Linked DNA regions of Homo sapiens: all the other regions are linked to region 2. Evidence: read pairs that join two places in POLR2A ChIA-PET (ENCODE). Cell type or tissue: GM12878. All regions are shown on one strand. Each heading gives the region's core, and the rest is flanking DNA. Links, peaks and the distances in the headings are about the cores only.

What was found. Peaks named below come from ENCODE experiments on the same cell type or tissue, not always from the same donor. Only the 100,000 strongest peaks of a DNase experiment are listed, where the experiment ranks them.
Region 1: POLR2A ChIA-PET joins it to region 2 with 5 read pairs; 2 of 35 experiments call an interaction of 5 or more read pairs at or near these places.
Region 3: POLR2A ChIA-PET joins it to region 2 with 6 read pairs; 2 of 35 experiments call an interaction of 5 or more read pairs at or near these places.

What each region holds. Positions count from the first base shown.
Region 1 is chr6:15,959,682-15,964,681 of GRCh38, reverse strand. It overlaps LOC105374949 (a long non-coding RNA gene), which reads left to right. Exons shown (of 4, transcript XR_926532.3): 2 at 745-893; 3 at 3,663-3,746. Among named protein-coding and RNA genes, the nearest start is that of LINC02543, 33 kb to the left of the region's middle. RefSeq lists enhancers at 1,916-1,985, 3,050-3,344. In GM12878, for the core only: no CTCF peak of the experiment used is centred there; a DNase peak (open chromatin) is centred at 2,121; H3K27ac peaks cover 1,856 bases.
Region 2 is chr6:15,772,898-15,780,893 of GRCh38, reverse strand. No RefSeq gene overlaps it. Among named protein-coding and RNA genes, the nearest start is that of DTNBP1, 110 kb to the right of the region's middle. In GM12878, for the core only: no CTCF peak of the experiment used is centred there; a DNase peak (open chromatin) is centred at 4,153.
Region 3 is chr6:15,992,228-15,997,227 of GRCh38, reverse strand. LINC02543 (long intergenic non-protein coding RNA 2543) reads right to left here and starts at 2,284. Exons shown (of 2, transcript NR_183311.1): 1 at 2,077-2,284. In GM12878, for the core only: no CTCF peak of the experiment used is centred there; no DNase peak of the experiment used is centred there.

The sequences.
Region 1 (5,000 bases), core at 1-5,000, 190 kb before region 2:
CTAGCTAGCCCAGAAAAGTAAATAAGCGACTTGATAAGCAAGAAGGTAATTGTAGCCTAAAACGATAGCCATGGAAGCTAGAATCATGGGATGTTTGGTTCCCCTACAGAAATTAAGATAATATCTTAACACATGTTTCCAGAGTTGCTTTTCAGAAACTTGACCCCCACCAGAGGGATCTGCCCACCATAGACCTCAGATAAGGGGGACCTAGGGACTGAACTTTGAGCCCCATTCTTTGTTCTAAATTTCTTCCTGAGGGGCCTGGAGAAAGTCACACCCACGAGCTAGAATCAACATTCTTTTCTGCTGACCCTAAATTTTTAAATAAAGCTTTTGCAAATCAGAAAATCCTTGAATCTACCTATGACTTATAGCCACTCCCCAAAATATCCCACCCCTTTAGTACAAAACCAAGGAATAAGTGCCATGTATTGATTTATAATTGTGCCTGTAACTTCTGCTTTCCTGAAATGTGCCCCTAACCTACAAGCCATCAGGGAGGTCAGGATTTAAGCATTGGCTGCATAGTCCTCCTTGCTTGGTGCCCGATAAATAAACACCTTTCTTTCTCCTGATGCAAAACTTGGTGTGGATATCTGGTCTTACCGCACTTGGCAAACAGACCCTAGTTTAGTTCTAAAACAAAAAAAAAAGGGACTCACATTTATATTTTATAGATGAAAGACTGAGGAAGAGAAAATAATCAGTTGTTTTTAAATTTGATTTCACATGTAATTTCAGACCCGCTTAACTGCTGCCTGAAACGTATTCAAAGAGATGAAAGTACAGAAGAGTTCTAGCCTAAAGCCCAACAGCAACCGTGGAGAGTCCAGGAACCAACTCATCAGCCCTGTCAGAGCTCATCAAAGATGAGATGTCTTCCAATTGTGGTGAGGTTCATGATTGTCTTGAAAACCAAAACACAGCCGAAAACAAAGACCACAGAGAAAAGTATGGCAGCTGAGCAAGCTGTGAACTGTTCCTGTTCAGAAACCTCCTGCAGGTTAACCAGAGTTGGAGCCTAATTCCATCACTTATAAAAGTGGAGCTGCTTCAGACCTTTCCGAGGAGCAGGAAGTGTAATGGCCAGGTCAAAAATCCCAGTTCTAAAACTGCCCAGACCTTGGGCAAAGAAATTACTTAATATCTCAGAACCTAGTTCTCTCATCTATAAGATGAAATTATTAATGTAACAATATGTATTCTTATAGGATTGCTGTAAGAATTAAATAGTGGTACAATATGCTAAATGTTTGCTATTATGTATATACCATGTGCTAGATATGCAGTTGCTGTTCCCGCCATGTACAAGATAAAGCACCTCTGAATTAGAGATGTTTGTATCTGTTGCATCTTTAATCCATCTCATAGACATGTCTACCACCTGGACACACACTTGCCTTGTCCAGTACAATTAACTCAAGCACTGTGGATCAAGACTGTTGCATGGTATTAGGTTAAATCTAGAAGTAAATGGAGGCTTATCACCAATGGGTGTCGGAATTCTCATATTCCTCAGGTTAAGAATAAAAATGTAGCACAGCTCCAGAAGACTTAACCTCATTCCAGATATGAATCCATGCCATGTGACAAGGTCAGAGCAATACGGTTTCACATAGGTAAATATAAATACCAATTAAAACAAGTAAATAAAGAAAGAGGAGAAAATACCCTTTGTTCTTATTGTTTTCCGTTTTGTGTTTTAGTTCAAAAATTTTCGAGGGTCTTCTGACTCTGGTGACTTAGGGTAGAAGGGACAATTCAGAGAGCTCCAAGAGGACATAGAAGAGCCTTGTCCCCTTGGGAGGCAATGGCTACCAAAATACTTAGTAACTAACTCGGTGCTTTTAGGGGGAAATTTGGGATTATGTCTGAAGAAAGCAGCAGAGGAGATCTACATTAAATAGGATGCTGGCGCTGAAATTTGGAGACTCTCCTTCAGTTCTTAAGGTTTAGAATTACCCAATAGGGCTTTCCTTCTCTCCTAACTAAAAAGACTCATTTCACAGCCTGATTTTTGAAATTCTTTCACATTTAATCACCTAGGAGTCAGGGCCTCTACAGCAGATCAGAACATTTGCAGGATGTTAATGACCATTTCCTGTTCATTTTTTGACTCTGCAGTGAAGGCTTTTGTTTCTGTAGCTTTTCCTGCCGTTGGCAGCCCTTACACACACACATACACACACACACACACACACACACACACACACTCACTCTCTCTCTCTCTTTCTCAGGGGTTAAAGTCAGCCTCTACTCTTTGTTGAGGGAAAGAATACATCTCTCTCTCTCTCTCTCTCTCTGTCATTCTCTTTTTAGAGGTTTTGGCCAATTCTGCTCTTCACCTCCATACTCCCTACAGACTGCTCCAAGCCACCCCCAGGAGATGCAGTGTTTGTGAAGTCAAACTACTGGGTAGGCCCGCCTTACCAGGGCAAATTATATCCTGTAGACACACACATGTTTGCATACACATACACAGTTTTGTCCAAATTATTTTTTTTAATTGCATAAAGGGCAGTCTCAAAGGGAAAAATGATCACAGAAGGGCAGCAGGTAGCCAGAAGGGTATGTCTGTCCTGTTACATGGCCTTGGTGGTGTGGTGCCCCACTGTTGAGAAGGAAGGGGAATTCCTACATTAGACTTACTTTTGACTCTAAAGCAAGAGAAGTGTGAATGTATAAGCCTTGAGACAATGAGCCCACACCCTCTTAGATTTTAGCACAGACAAAAGAAGGGAAACAATGAATTTCATTCAGAACAACAATGGATCTGATCCAATAGCTTGAGAAGGGGACATTTCAGAAGAGCAGGAGCTCATGGGACCTACCAAGGACAGACAGGACACTTTAGCTCTCATCAGAGTCACAGGGAGCAAGAGGGGAGTAGCCCACTGCTGGGTGCATACAGCACAACGCTAGCGAATAATGGAGAGAAAGCAGGATTACTCTATCTATTCACTTTCTATTTTCTCTACCAAGGGAAATAAACTTAAAGTAGAAAGGATAAGATGAACATTATTAAGAAAAAATAGGTCACAAGATAGTAGGAGGATTTCAGCCTTAAAGACTTCAAATTGACAGCTTTGTGGGGCCTTTTAGCTCAGCTGGAACTACATTTCCCAGAATCCCCTACCCTGCATGGTTCCCGGCAAGGGCCCAGCAAAGATACATTTGCACCACAGTTGGAAGCCAAAAGGGAAGTGGCAGCCTTGTTCTTTCCCCGCTCTGAAGGTGGGAGGAGGATCACCAGGGCATCTGAGGCATGCCGCTAGTCTGCTGGCTCATGTTGTGGGCCTGCAGAAGCAGCCAGATGATCCACTCCTTCAGCTCTCAGACCCAGGCAGCACATGTTTAGGTCCTTGAGCCAAAGGGGCCAGACTTGGAGACAACACAAGGCAGAAGATGGCTCCAGTCTGTCCTCACTTCCCTGCTCTGCATCTGCCTTGCCACCCTGACCCGCTGCCCTGCAGAATTCAGACTCCAACACCAGATGTAAGACAAGCGTCCGCAAGTGCCTGAAGTCAAATCCCTAGAATGAATTCTTGATTCCACCTAGTATTTGTGTTTCAGTTTGAATCCCAATGGATATAGATTATAACCCAAGGAACTAGAGAAGTTGCAATTGTAATGATGAACTTCTTTTGATTTTATTTCAGAAATCAGCTCAGCACAGAAGAGATGAGCGTGTGTACTACTTTCCAAAAGAGGAAGTGGATTCAGAAAACTACTTATTTTGATGGGTCAGTGAGAAAACAACAAAAACAACAACTCTGTAAACTACTTAGAGGTTTATTCTGAGTGAATATGAGTGACCATGGCATGGAGAACAGTATCAACAGGTTCTGAGAAAGTATGCCTGAAGTGGTCAGGTTACAGTTTGGTTTTTATGTTTTAGGGATACAGGAACTGTAAGTAAAATCATAAATAAGTGCATTAAAAATGTACATTGGTTCAGCCTAAAGAGCCTGGATGTTTTGAAGGTGAAGTGAGGCTGACAGGTTGTAAGTGGATTCAAAGATTTTCTGATTGTCACTTGGTTAAGAGTTAAGCTTTGTAAAGCCTTGAAGTCAGTAAAAAAGAATGCTTGAGTTCTAAGGGTAGCTGTGGAGACCAAGGTTCTTGTTACGTAGGTGAAGCCTCCGGGTAACTGCTTTCAGAGAGAATAGGTGGTAAATGTCTCCTTTTGGACCCTTAAAGGGGTCAGAGTCTTAATCTCCTCTAGACCTGGGAAAGGCTGAACCGTATTAAGCGAGATTCTCTGCAGTTCTCTGCAGTTCCCCCCAAAAGATGGCTTCACAGTGCCATTTCAAAATATGTCAAAGAAATATATTTGGTAGTAAAATATTTTTATTTCCTTCAGTCTGCCATGTGATGCTACACCAGAGTCAGGCTGGAATTTGGAATTTTATTGCCACGAAGAGTCTGTTGTGTCAGTCTTATGATGTCTGTTTTAATGTTAATGCTGGTCAGTGCTGCCTGAACTCCTAAAGGGAGGGAGTACGATGAGGTGTGTCCAACCTCCTTTTCCATCATGGCCAGGAATTTGGTTTTCAGACTTCTCTGGGATCCCCTTGGCCCATAGGGGGATTCATAATTGGTTAGGGGGCTTAGGATTTTATTTTTGTTTTACAGATTTTAGTCCCCCCAAATTCTCAAATAGAATTTAAACCTATGGATTATGAACAATCAAAGGAAAAAATGAACATGGTGATAACTAGACACAAACATGGATTTATTACAGATAAATTTTGTCTAACTCATTTGATTTGGGGTAAGAGTGTTAAGTTAGTATATCAGAAGAATTAGATAGTTATTACTATAACCATAATACTCACAAGGAATTTAACAAAAATTTTCTCACATTCTTCTTAAATATAGACTAGATTCTAGTTAAGTAAAATGTACAGCATGGGCTGGGCATGGTGGCTCATGCCTGTAATCCCAGCACTTTGGGAAGCCAAGGCAGGTGGATCACAAGGTCAGGAGTTCAAGAC
Region 2 (7,996 bases), core at 1,393-6,392:
GTATTGTCACAGTTGTCGCCTATAACCATTACAATCCTATGAGTTATATACACTTATTGTCCCCATTTTGCAGATGAGAAAACTGAAGTCCTAAGACAATTTGCCCAAGCTTTCACAGCTGTATGTGCTAGACCTCGGGGATCTACTCATACTAGGTGACACAGGAATCCATGCTTTAGACTATCATGCTCTAGTGCCTCTCTGCTGTCCATGTTGCCCTTGTTCAAGTTGTCTTCATCCATGTGGCAAAATCAATTATGCAACTGAAAGTAAGAATCACATAGATTACATATGCAAATTTTAGCATTATAGGTAAGAGTGTGGGCTTCGAAACCAGCTCTGCTACTTACCAGCTGGGTCACCTTCTGCAAGTTACTTAACCTCTCTGTTTTATCATCTGTAAATTTGGATAATACTACCTCCCTCATAGGGTTATTGGAAGACAAAAGTTAATGTCCAATAAGTTTTCTGTAAATGTCACAGATTATATTACTAAATGTACCTGCTATCTTAAATGTAAATAGCCTCTCTGTGACATCTTTGCCTAAACAGTTTGTTTAAAATTTTAGTTAACATCTGAAAGACATTTTTCAACTTGGAAAGACACCATCATCCTGGCTGATAGCTGTAAATTCCAGAAGACTGAGCATGCCCCATACTATGAGTGATGGCCAGAGACAGCCTTAAGAGTCTATGATACCAAGTACACTTTGCTTTTGGAATTTGCAGACACTTGTGATCATGTGTGAAGATGACTTAAATGATCAGAGTCCTTTTTACGCTGACCATGTGTGACTGTCATTTCAGCTATAGCCACAGCTACTGCTTTCAGAACGGCCAGTTCAGTCAGCTCCTAGTTAGCAAGGAGGCATCTGCCATCATTGGAGAGACATGAGACACTCCAGGCAGGCTCTCCTGCCAGGAATTATTAACCCCAGATCTGTCATCCCACTATCACAGCGTCATCTCTCTACATCTCAAAAGGCTTTCTCTCTGGAAGAATCCATTAATAGGATTTAAATATGCCTGGAGGGGTCTACATCTTATCAGAACCTACCTTGATTGGCTAATCAGTTGACATCCTCTAGAAGCATCCTGGTAAAAAGTAAAACACTTTCAGGAGCTGGATCCAGGAGGGTAAGAGAGCAGGCAATGAAGCCAACCAATGGGGCTGTGTCCTGGTGTGGATCTCCAAGCCCCCAGGGGCATTAACCTTATCTTGACTATGAAGAGACATTCAATAAAATCGAGTTAACCATTTGTGCCTTTGTCCACAAGATAAAACAGAAAAACTTCTGAGACCCATTAATGCCCATATTCTTCACATGCCCACATTAAGGATTCCAGGAGCAGTCTGAGGCTTTCCAGAAAAAATGAAAGGCCCGATAATTAAATTGTTTGTCATTAACCATTAGTGAGTCACACATTTAAATCTAATTAAAAATCAGCTACTCTGCTTAATAACCGTTGCAAAGGAGGTAACTGTTCAGCAATTCTAAGCATTTAACCTCCATCTTTAGCAGGAATACACTCTTACCAAGGGCTGAGCCATCAGGGGCTTTCTTCTTTTTATTTATTTATTTATTTATTTATTTATTTTATTTATTTTTTGAGACAGAATCTTGCTCTGTTGCCCAGGCTGGAGTGCAGTGGCACGATCTAGGCTCACTGCAAGCTCTGCCTCCCGGGTTCCCACCAGTCTCCTGCCTCAGCCTCCCGAGTAGCTGGGACTACAGGCGCCCACCACCACGCCCAGCTAATTTTTTATGTTTTTAGTAGAGACGGGGTTTCACCACGTCAGCCAGGATGGTCTCCATCTCCTGACCTCGTGATCCGCCCGCCTCGGCCTCCCAAAGTGCTGGGATTACAGGCGTGAGCTACCATGCCCGGCCGGGGCTTTCTTCTTAAACGCAGTTTCTCTCAGGCAGGTTGAATTATCATCCATCTATTAATTATGCTGTCTTCAAATTCTTGGACGCTGATGTTATTCAATTATTTTTAAAGTGAAGCAAGAAAGGATCTGAATTTCATGCATATGACCAGAGAAGAAATTCTCTCTCCAGTTCTTCACAGTTAGAATAAAAAATTTCCTTACCTAGCAAAGAGACATTCAAAATTTATATTTAAGTGTTAATCTTGAAACCAAACTGTTTTATCTTCCATGTATTTGCTTTCTTTCCTCCAAAGTATGTTTACTCATTTTGAAATTCAAAGTGTCATAATTAGTTTTCACAAAAAAACTTACTGCCTCTGGGTTTTTCTTTAAATTTATTGAGGAAGAAACTGATTACTAAATTGTCACACTGATACCTTCATATATCCTTGTTCAATCCCCCACCCTGAAAATCACATTTGGATTTTTCAAACCTGTCCTACCTGTTCAGTTTTCTAGTTATGGAGATGCAATGATGGTAATCATATATGATCGTGACAGACAAGAACACTGTTCATAATTATTTCTTTCCTCTCCTTTCCTAATATAGTGTATAGAATCCAGAAACTATTGACTTAGACCAAGGACTCAACTTTTGTCAAAGCCTTAAGAGCTCTGTCCTCTTCTCCCTATTGGGAACCCCAGCAGAGGGAGGACATAGGCATATGGCAGTAACAGCTGGCTTGGAGGTCCCAGATGCACCCAGAAATCCTCACTTGTGACAGAGGATGTATGCTTTGGAGACAATAACAGATTTGGATCAAAATCTTGGCTCTGCCCTTGGTTGGTGGGACTTAAGAACATTGTTACCTAGCTTCTTGAGCCTGTTTCCACATTTACAGGAGTATGGATTAGACGAGGTCCATCACAGATTTGTAATAAGAATCAAACAAGGCCATCTTTTTTTTTGAAAACAGGGTCTCTCTCTGATGCCCAGACTGGAGTGCAGTGGCACTCCCTGCATACCAAGATCACAGCTCACTGCAGCCTTGAGCTCCTGGCCTCAAGTGATCTTCCTGCCTCAGCCTCCCAAAGTGCTGGGAATACAGGTCTGAACCACAGCACCTGGCCACAAGGCCACATTTGCAAGTGAATGGAAAAGATATTTAACGCATGTGAATTTCCTGCCTCGTCTCTGGCAATTGGTTATGAGTGTCTAACTCCCTCTATCAACCATTCTCCTGTTCAAAATCTTAATCTAGTCTTGTCCTTGGCTGCTGTCCTCAAGGAATAATGATTTATGAAGGTTCAGGTCAGAATGCTAATTTAAAAACCTTTGTAGCTGCTAGCGAGACTGACTTAAGCTACACATACAGAATAATAAATATGGCATATAGACTGGGTTGAATGGTGCAGCTCCCAAAGACACGCCCATGCCTTAATGCCTAGAATCTATGAATGCGATCTTATGTGGGAAAAGATTCTTTTCAGATGCAATGAAGTTAGGGATCTTAAGATGAGGAGTTCACCCTGGACGATCCAGGTGAGCCCTAAGTGCACTAACAGGTGCCTTTATAAGAGCGAGGCAAAGGGAAATTACACAGACATTACAGGAGAAGGTAATGTGGCCACAGAGAAAAGACTGGAGTGTTGCTGCCCAGGTCAAGGAATGCTGACGATCACCAGAAACTGGCAGCAGCCAAAAACAACCTGCCTCAGCCTCCTGATAGCTGGGACTACAGGCATGCACCCCTGTGTCTAGCTACATTTTTTTTTTGGTAGAAACAGGGTCTCACTATGTTGCCCAGGCTGGTTCCAATCACATTTCTACATGGCTGTCCATCCTTTGTTGAACCTAAGCATAAAAATGGACAATTCCCCTGTATCTTCAGGTCTTCATTCTGAAGTCTTCTGTGTATACACATGAAACTTGTACACCTTTTCTCCAATTAACCTGCCTTCTGTGAGCTGATTTTTCAGTGAAACTTCAGAGGGCCAACCCCAATAACAAAAAAGTTCCTACCCTTGGTAGAAAAGATTTCTAACCAGAACCCTTACTAAAACAATGGCAGTTGAGATGAGGTCAAGGGTAGATAGAAGAGTTCCTTAGAACATTAAAGTCATAATAAATCATTCTGCTTTAAATCATCGAAAGTGTCCCATGAGTATTATGGAGAAATAAGAAGAGAAACCATATTACCTTCACACTTACATATCACACTTCACACTTACATATCAATTTTAATGGTGCCTCTGAGTCACAAGTATCAATACACTTGACGTTATTACCAACAAGGGACTTTCCAGCCCCACCTTGCAACCAGCCAAATCTAGAAAACAAGGATAATGAGGACATCATCCATCACCCCTCCTGCATAATATGCAGTGCCCATAACCCCCAGCATTCTACCCTTAAAGAACAAAACTAAAGTGTTGGCTCAGTTCTCTAACCTTCTTTAAAAGCTTATATATCACCATTTGGCATCTTCAGGTTTGACTCATACAGGATATTGTGTTCTTTTCATGAGCACACAATGAGCTAAGGTTCTCTCAAGGGTATAGCTATATGCTTAGGAAGGAAAGTTTATAAGATTTTCTTCTTAACTCTACTAATTGAAAATTAGCTTTCTCATAAAAAAAATTTTGGTTTTTCCCTAGGGGTGTAGTACAATTGGAAGATCAGAAAACATCAAGAACAAAATATTAGATGGAATGTAAAACTGTATTAAGAGTGGTTTGGAACTCTTGAGAAACAGTGGGTGCCTTCAGTCCTTGTGCTATTATTGATTGGAGTTTGAGGCCACCGTCTGACATCTTAGTTCAAACAGGCTAATAGGCTTTTGAATCTTCACTGGGGAAAGGTAAGTGGAATCCAGCATCTTTTTTTTTTTTTCTCTTGAGACCAAGTCTCACTTTGTAGCCCAGGCTGGAGTGCGGTGGCACGATCTCGGCTCACTGCAAACTCCACCTCCCAGGTTCCAGTGATGGAATCCCGCATCTTTGATGAGATGCTATGAATTGCTTGGCTTGTGTTGCAATTCCTTTAGTAAGCATGTGACCTTTTACTTAAGTCAATACTCTCTCTGTCTTCGTTTCTTTCCCTTATTTGATACATTCCATTGTTCTCTTCCATAAATGGCAAGGAAACATCAGATAGCACTTTTAGATATTTTTGACTCTATTTTTTTCAGGAGAAAGTTTTATATAGGCATTTCCTGCTTCAAAATACAAGCTATCCATGGAGACTAAGTAGCTTATTATGGGTTAGAATACTAACTTCACATACTCCTGTACCTTTGTTCCAAACACATAGTAGGTACTCAACAAATATTAACAGTCTCCTGAGTTAGTATGTATGAAAGTACATGTTGAGCATCATTAAGTAAAAAGCACCAAATAAGTAAGTCATGAAGCAAAGAATAAGTCTTTAGTAGGCAGCAGGAAAAGACTAGAATGGACATGCGCAAAGCATGACCAAGGGACCAGTATTTAACCAGCACCTACTACATGTCAGGTACCATTTAGGCACTGGAAATGCAGTAGACAAGACAAGCCCCTCCTCTCATGGGACTGTCACTCTAGCTGGGGAAACTGACAATAAACAGTTAAACAAGTATAAGGCAAAACTGTGCGCTCTGCTTGAGATGAATATAGATATTCACCTGAAACCAAACATAAGTGTTCATTGACTTCTATATCAGCTGACTCTGGTGCTTTCCATCCTTCTATTTTAAACCCCCAAATTTTGACCTCTTACAGTACAGCATGCTTTAAACCAAAGACACCCATGTCTACAAGTCTAGGTTCAGAGCCTGCATTTTATTAAGGCCTTTTCCAAGTTTCTAACCTTACCCTTTGAAAACAAACTGAACTTCAAAATCATGAGTTATTTTTTAAAACAATATAAATAGATGAGATTAGCCCATCCCAGGAACCTCTCAGATGTAGTCTATCCATCCCTGTGACTTGGAGATTGTTTTCTAATGATATTGCAAACAATCTCAAATGAAACCAGCATAAAATACAGTCTGGAAAAATTGCAACTGCAGGTACTTATATAACAACATGATGATTGATAAGGAATATAGAAAAGAAAAAGGGGCTGGGCACAGTGGCTCACGCCTGTAATCCCAAGCACTTTGGGAGGCTGAGGGGGGTAAATCACCTGAGGTTAGGAGTGTGAGACCAACCTGACCAACATTCCAAAACCCCCATCTCTACTAAAAATTTAAAAATTATCCGGGCGTGGGGGCGGCGCCTGTAATCCCAGCTACTCAGGAGGCTGAGGCAGGGAGAATCGCTTGAACCCTGGAGATGGAGGTTCCAGTGAGCTGAGATCATGCCGCTGCACTCCAGCCTGGGCAACAGAGTGAGATTCTGTCTCAAAAATAAAGAAAATAAAAGAAAAAGGAAAAATGAATCTATATCACGGCCCAGAGCAGGCACCAAAAGTCTAAACCGGTTTCTCATGGTGTGTTCTGCAGATCTAGTAATGGGGGTATTCGTTTATTCAGATCTTTAACAAAATATTTATGCCATGTCAGACACTCTTTGAAATACTGGATACAGCAATGAAAAAGTAAAAGTCCTTCTCAGGGAGCTTACATCCTAGTTGTGGGGGAGGCAGGGGGTGCAGATAGTAACAAAATATGCACACATACACATATATACACACAGTGACATGCTGAAAAATGCTATGAAGAAACACAAAGCAGATATATTTTAAATAAGATGGTTAGAAAATGAGTGGTCATTTGAGCAGAGACCCTAATGAAATGAGGAAGTGAGCCATGCTGATGTCTGGAGAAGAGCATTCCTCACAGAAAAAAACCAGCAAGTGCAAAGGTCCTGAGGCAGGAGGATGAGCAAGGAAGCCGGTGTGCCTGCAGCAGAGTAAGCCAAGGGCAAAGTGGTGGGAGGTCAAATCAGAGAAGTAATGGAAGGTCAGATCAGGTAGGGCGTCATAGGCCACTCTAAGAATTGTGGCTTTTGCTGTGACTGAAATGGGAAGCTATTGGAGGATTTTGAGCAGAGGAGTGACACAATCTGACTTGAGTTTTAAAAGCTGCTGTATGAAGAGTACACTATGGGGAACAAGTTTGGAAGCAGGGAGACCACTTAGATAGCTAATGTAATAGTCCGGGAGGAAGCTGGCAGCAGTTTGGACTAGGATGGTCAGAATGAAACTGCTGAGTAGTAGTCAGATTTGGGATATGTTTTCACAGAGCCAATAGGATTTGCTGATTTTTACATACAGAGTGTTAGAAAAAGAGAGCCTCCAAGATTTGGGGATCAAGCAATTGGAAAGTGAAGTTAACATTTACTAACTTGGGGGAGATGAGAACTAGCTGGGAAAGGCAGATTTCAAGAATCTGGTTCTGAACACGTGAAGGCTGAAATGTCTGTTATACATCCAAGAGGAGCTATTGATTAGACAGATTATGCCAGGCCAGAAATGAGGGCTGGTATCATAGGTGAGAAACTTCTATGATCAAGGGATTTGCAAATGCTGGGTTAAGCATAACAGGTTGCTTTACTCGAGAAGTTCTTAAAGTCTTTAATTCATATGTACTTTGTGAACATCTAAGAGAAGGATTTAAGTTTTATCAAACTTATTTAACTACGGCACACTTAGTTTGGGGGTTTTCAGTCACACAACAGGCATACCTTGGAGATATTGTGGGTTTGATTTTAGACCGTTACAATAAAGCAAATATTGCGGTAAAACAAGTACATAAATTTTTTAATTTTCTAGTGCATATAAAAGTTATGTTTATACTATACTGTAGTCTACTATGTGTGCAATAGCATTATGGCTTTAAAAACAATGTACATACCTCAACTTAGAAATGCTGTACTGCTAAAAATTGCTGAAACTGACACATGAAATGAGCAAGTGTTGTTGGAAAAAATGGTGCTGATGGACTTGCTTGACTCAGGGTGGCCACGAAATTCAACTTGTTAAAAAACGCAGTATTTGCAGAGCACAATAAAGTGAAGAACAATAAAATGAGGTACACCTGTATTATTCCATAGGCCACCCAATACTGAAGACAGCCAATACTAGTTTTTTAATAGAAATGTCTCCACCTTTAAGCAGATAACACACAAAGCAATATGAGT
Region 3 (5,000 bases), core at 1-5,000, 220 kb before region 2:
GTGTTTTCAGACTTAAAGATTATTCAAGGCAAGCAGATTTCCTTTATGCTTCTTCAGAGGCAAATTTCATGTCTGTATATTGTTATTTCTACTTTTGATGCCCTAGCCCTTTTTAACCCTTTTATGTAGTCTCTTGCCCATTCACAAGTTGCATTCTCAGGGGGCATATTTTTCAGAGAAACAACAGTAATAAGGTTTGTGTGCTGTCCTGTAATATCCCATTTTGCTAATATAGCTAAATTCATATTATTCATTTATTCATGAATTCACTTCTCATTCATTCATTCACTTAATAAATATGCATTGAGCCAGTGCAATGGCTCATGTCTATAATCCCAGTACTTTGGGAGGCTGAGTTGGGAGGATCCCTTGAGGCCTGGAGTTCAAGACTAGCCTGGGCATCACAGCGAGACCCTGTCTCTACAAATAAATAATAATAATAATTATAATAAGCCAGGTGTGGCAGTGCACATCTGTAGTCTCAGCTATTCAGGAGGCTGAGGCAAGAGGATTTGTCGAGCCCAGGAGGTCAAGGCTGCAGTGAGCTATGATCATGCCACTTCACTCCAGCCAGGGCAGCAGAGTGAGACGCTGTCTCTAAATATATATATATATATATATATGTATATATAAAATATAATATGTATGTATATGTGTGTGTGTATATATACACACACACACACATACATACACACACACGTGCATTGAGCAACAACTATATGTCAAGTGGACCCCACTGGTGAACAAGAGGGACACAGGGCCTGCTGTCATGGATCTTACATGGAGGTGAAGGGAGCCAGATAATAATGACCTGCAATAACATACAATTGTAGACTAGAATAGACGCCCTAACTTGAGAAAGTCTACTTTAGATAAGACAGTCAGGGGAAAAAAAATCTTGATTTTTGAGCTAAGAAAAAAAAAGAGCAGAGTTCAAGGAGCCTTCCAGGCAGAATGTACATAGATACAAAGGCCCCAATGCAAAAGATGAGTCATGTGTTGGACGAACAGAAAGAGGCCAGTGTGACAGAAGCTTGGTGAGCTGGCTGCCCTGGGAAGAGGAAGGGGTCTGCAATTGCCTTCTGGTCTCCAGGCCCATGAGAAGCCTTCCCATTTGCAACACAACTCCCTGACTTGCTTGAATGGGTGGTATATTCATTAATTCCAGAATGCCTGTACTTCAGATATTCCAAGCATTGATATGAACCTCTCCTGGAAAAAAAAACAAAACACAAAATTTTGTTCAGGGAGACTAAAAATCTTTGCCTCTTGAAACCTCCTTACAGCCAAAGTCACATTTTTCTCAACATAGGAGACTCGAGTTTCTTGCTGGTACATTATTGGGTTCCACAAAGTACAAAGTAGAATCTGAATTGATAACAAACACAGCTGCTGTCCTTGGATCATGCGGACTCTAAATGTGGTCTTGGAGGAGTAACGAGCATGTTCTCAAAAGTGATCTTGCCCTTCACATAATTACCAGTAGAACAGCAATGCCACATGCTGTATTCAGAGATAACCTTATTTTTCTTTCTTTTATATCTCTTGAATCTTTTATCATACAACAAAAGCAACATAAAATTTGGCTCACCACTACTGTGCTGTGTTTCTGATTAGTAAGAGATAATTCATTGGCATAGTCCTTGGCAAATGCTCAGTTAACATTAGTTGTAGTCATTATCAGACAAAAAAGACAAATCACAACTTAACTCTGAAGATTTTAGGTGCTCAAAGGACAAAGCTCTCTTAAATTTTACCCAAGTGAAATCTCCAATCATTTTTCTTTGAGACGGAAACTACAACCTTCAAATTGTGCGTAAGCACATTTCCTTTTGAAGCTCAAAATAATCCTGTATTTTCAAAACAAAGCAAATAGGCCTCCATCATTAAATGTGGCTTTGTTTACTTGTGTAGTTTCCTTTCATTCTTGTAGGTCAAATGTTATTATCATCATAGTTGACTCAACTTTTGTTTCAAGCTTAATTCGGTTTTAAAAACCTAATCTGTTCCATTCCAGATCTTTCTCAATGAAGTCTCAACCTCATTTACAGTGGAAAGTTTGTAGGTGTAACAAACCTTTTGTTTGGTGGAAGGGAAAACAAAAATACCACGGCCACCTCTGAGGTCTGGCTCAGAGGAAAACTGCTCTGCCCTGCTTCCTCTCTGACCTCTTGTGTGTAACGGGGATGTGGCATGAGTCGGCATTAGCTTGCTCTGTGCTAAGATGCATCAGATATCGTGGGGCCCTTGGGAGCCTTGGACTAGAGGCTGCAGATAGGATAGGAGGATAAGCAATGTAATGAACCCATGAGTCTTCAATCATGCAATAAGCTGTTATATCACAAAGAACTATGACATAGGAGGTCAAACATACCATGAGGTGTTTAGCGAGATTGAGAATCTTGTCATGCTATGTTCATGTCGTGTTTGGAACAGGAGAGAAAGGGCAGGGTAAGTGTCCCCTTATGAAGGTCAGAATTGTGCGGGGCTTTCATCACATCAGATGGTGACTGTTTGTGTACCCAGCCATCTCCCTCCCAAGCCCACTGGAGGAAGAGTCTTATGTTATTCAACCTGTGTCTCCAGAGTTTATTACATTGTCTGTGCTCAAGAAATACGTGTCCAATGAATGAATTTAACTTTTTTTTTTTTTTTTGAGACAGAGTCTCTCTGTCACCCAGGCTGGAGTGCAGTGGGGCGATCTTGGCTAACTGCAGCCTCCGCCTCCTGGGCTCAAGCTCAGGCTCCTGCCTCAGCCTACCTCTTGCCTCAGCATCTCGAGTAGCTGGGATTACAGGCATGCGCCACCACGCCTGGCTAATTTTTGTATTTTTAGTAAAGACAGGGTTTCACCATGTTGGCCAGGCTAGTCTTGAACTCCTGACCTCAGGTGATTTGCCCACCTCCATCTCCCAAAGTGCTGGGATTACAGGCATTAACCACTATGCCCAGCCTGAATGAATTTAACTATTAAAACACTTTCATATATTAGGACCAGCCTGGTTGTCTCACAGAGAACTAAATCAGTAGCTTAATGAGAGTGAACTCTCAAATATAGATGTCTCTGTTTACTGTGACAAGGACAAAAAATGCATTTGCAGCAAAGCCTGCCAAGCAGGGTAGAGGACACGCCATCCATAACCTTCAATGCAACAACTTGCAACTCAGTATAACCACCTAACATCCGGCCTTCTCAGCATTTTTCACACCATGACATACACAGCGCATGAAATCTGTACAGCAAACTGAGATAAACCACTAAGGCTGCTCTCAGCAGGAGGAGACTGCCCTGAGGGTTCCAGGTGCCCCAGGCCCCACCAGCCTCCAGGGAAATTACAGAGTTCCACCTGGACACCCGCCCCAATGCTTCCAGCAAGCCTGGGGCCTGGAATAGCATAGTGGCCAGGATGCTCAGTCGAACTTGTTGCAAAAATGAGCCAACTGTGACTCCTGAACATAAAATCCAAGATCCTGGTACAATCTATTTCTACACTACTGGCACCATCTCAATCTATTTGCCCAGTCACTTAATAAAGATAACCAGTAGGTGGATAAGTGCCTTCAGTTCAGGGCCTAGAAGGGGTGGGCATGGCTGGCTAGCTGGGAAATGCAGGTTGCACAAAAATCAGTAAAGATACTCACACTACTTTATAGCTGTATTAATGCTTTATGGTTTATAAAAAGCTTTTATTGCATTATACATCAATTGATAATAAGATATAATCTGGAACAGGCAGAGCGAAAAATAAAAAATAAAAAGGCTCATATCCATTCCTCTTAAACTGTCAGATGTTCACCAGAATGAATATATTTTTAGTTAACAAATAAAAAATTTTCACAAACTTGGACCCAACTTTCCAATCACTAACAGAGATAAGGGGTATGAAAGGTAGACATATGGCTGCAGGGAGAAGTCACAGCCAGGCAAAGAGAGAAGATGCAGACAAACACGCAGAAATCTGGGACTAAAAAAGAGGCAAGCACCTGTGGTCCCAGCCACTTGAGGGGCTGAGGCAGGAGGATTGCTTGAGCCCAGGAGGTGGAGGCTGTAGTAAGCTATGATCACACCATTGCACTCCAGATTAGACAACTGAGTGAGACCCTGTCTCCAAAAAAAGAGAAAAGAAAAGAAATGGAGACAAACAGCTCTATGCACTTAAGCTGATATTGAGGACATTGTTGTATTAACACAGGACTCTAGAATAATAGAGATTAATATGAATTAATTGAGACCCTGTGGTAGTCTGTTTTGCATTGCTATAAAGGAATACCAGAGACTGGATAATTTATAAAGGAAAGAGGTTTATTCAGCACACAGTTCTGCAGGCTCTACAAACATGGCACCAGTATCTTGCTGCGCTTCTGATGAAGGCTTCGGGAAGGTAGTCCTGGTGGAAGGTGAAGGGGAGCCAGCATGTCACATGGCAAGAGAGGGAGCAAGAGACAGGGGAGGAGGTCCCAGGCTCTTTTAAACAGCCGGCTCTGGCATGAATTAATAGCGTGACAGCTCACTCATTATTGTAAGGACAGCACCAAGCTATTCATGAGAGATCTTCCCCTTTCACTCAGACACCTCTCACTAGGCCCATCTCTCACATTGGAGGTCACATTTCAAGATGAGATTTGGAGGAGCGCACATCCGAACCATATCAGGAAGAGGTTAGATTGTGTTCTTCATACTATGTTTAAGAATGCTTGGAAGCATGGGGTCCATTTTAGAGAGCTTTCCATTCGAAGTCTTTAAAAAAATCACTTCTTAAAGATATAAACCCTGAGCCATACAGAAAAGTCAATGATCAGCTCCTTTCTAAAGAGCTCCAGTAATCAAAATTTTGCAGTATATGGTTTTATTTTTCACTGTATTTGTTTAGTAGAGTTTTATGTTCTGTTGTTTATCTTAATAGCCAATATAGAACATGATTTCTATTTTTCCTCTATTTTTGTATAAATGCTCTACATTTAATTGCTATTTATTTAAATAAACCTTGATTGACTATGAA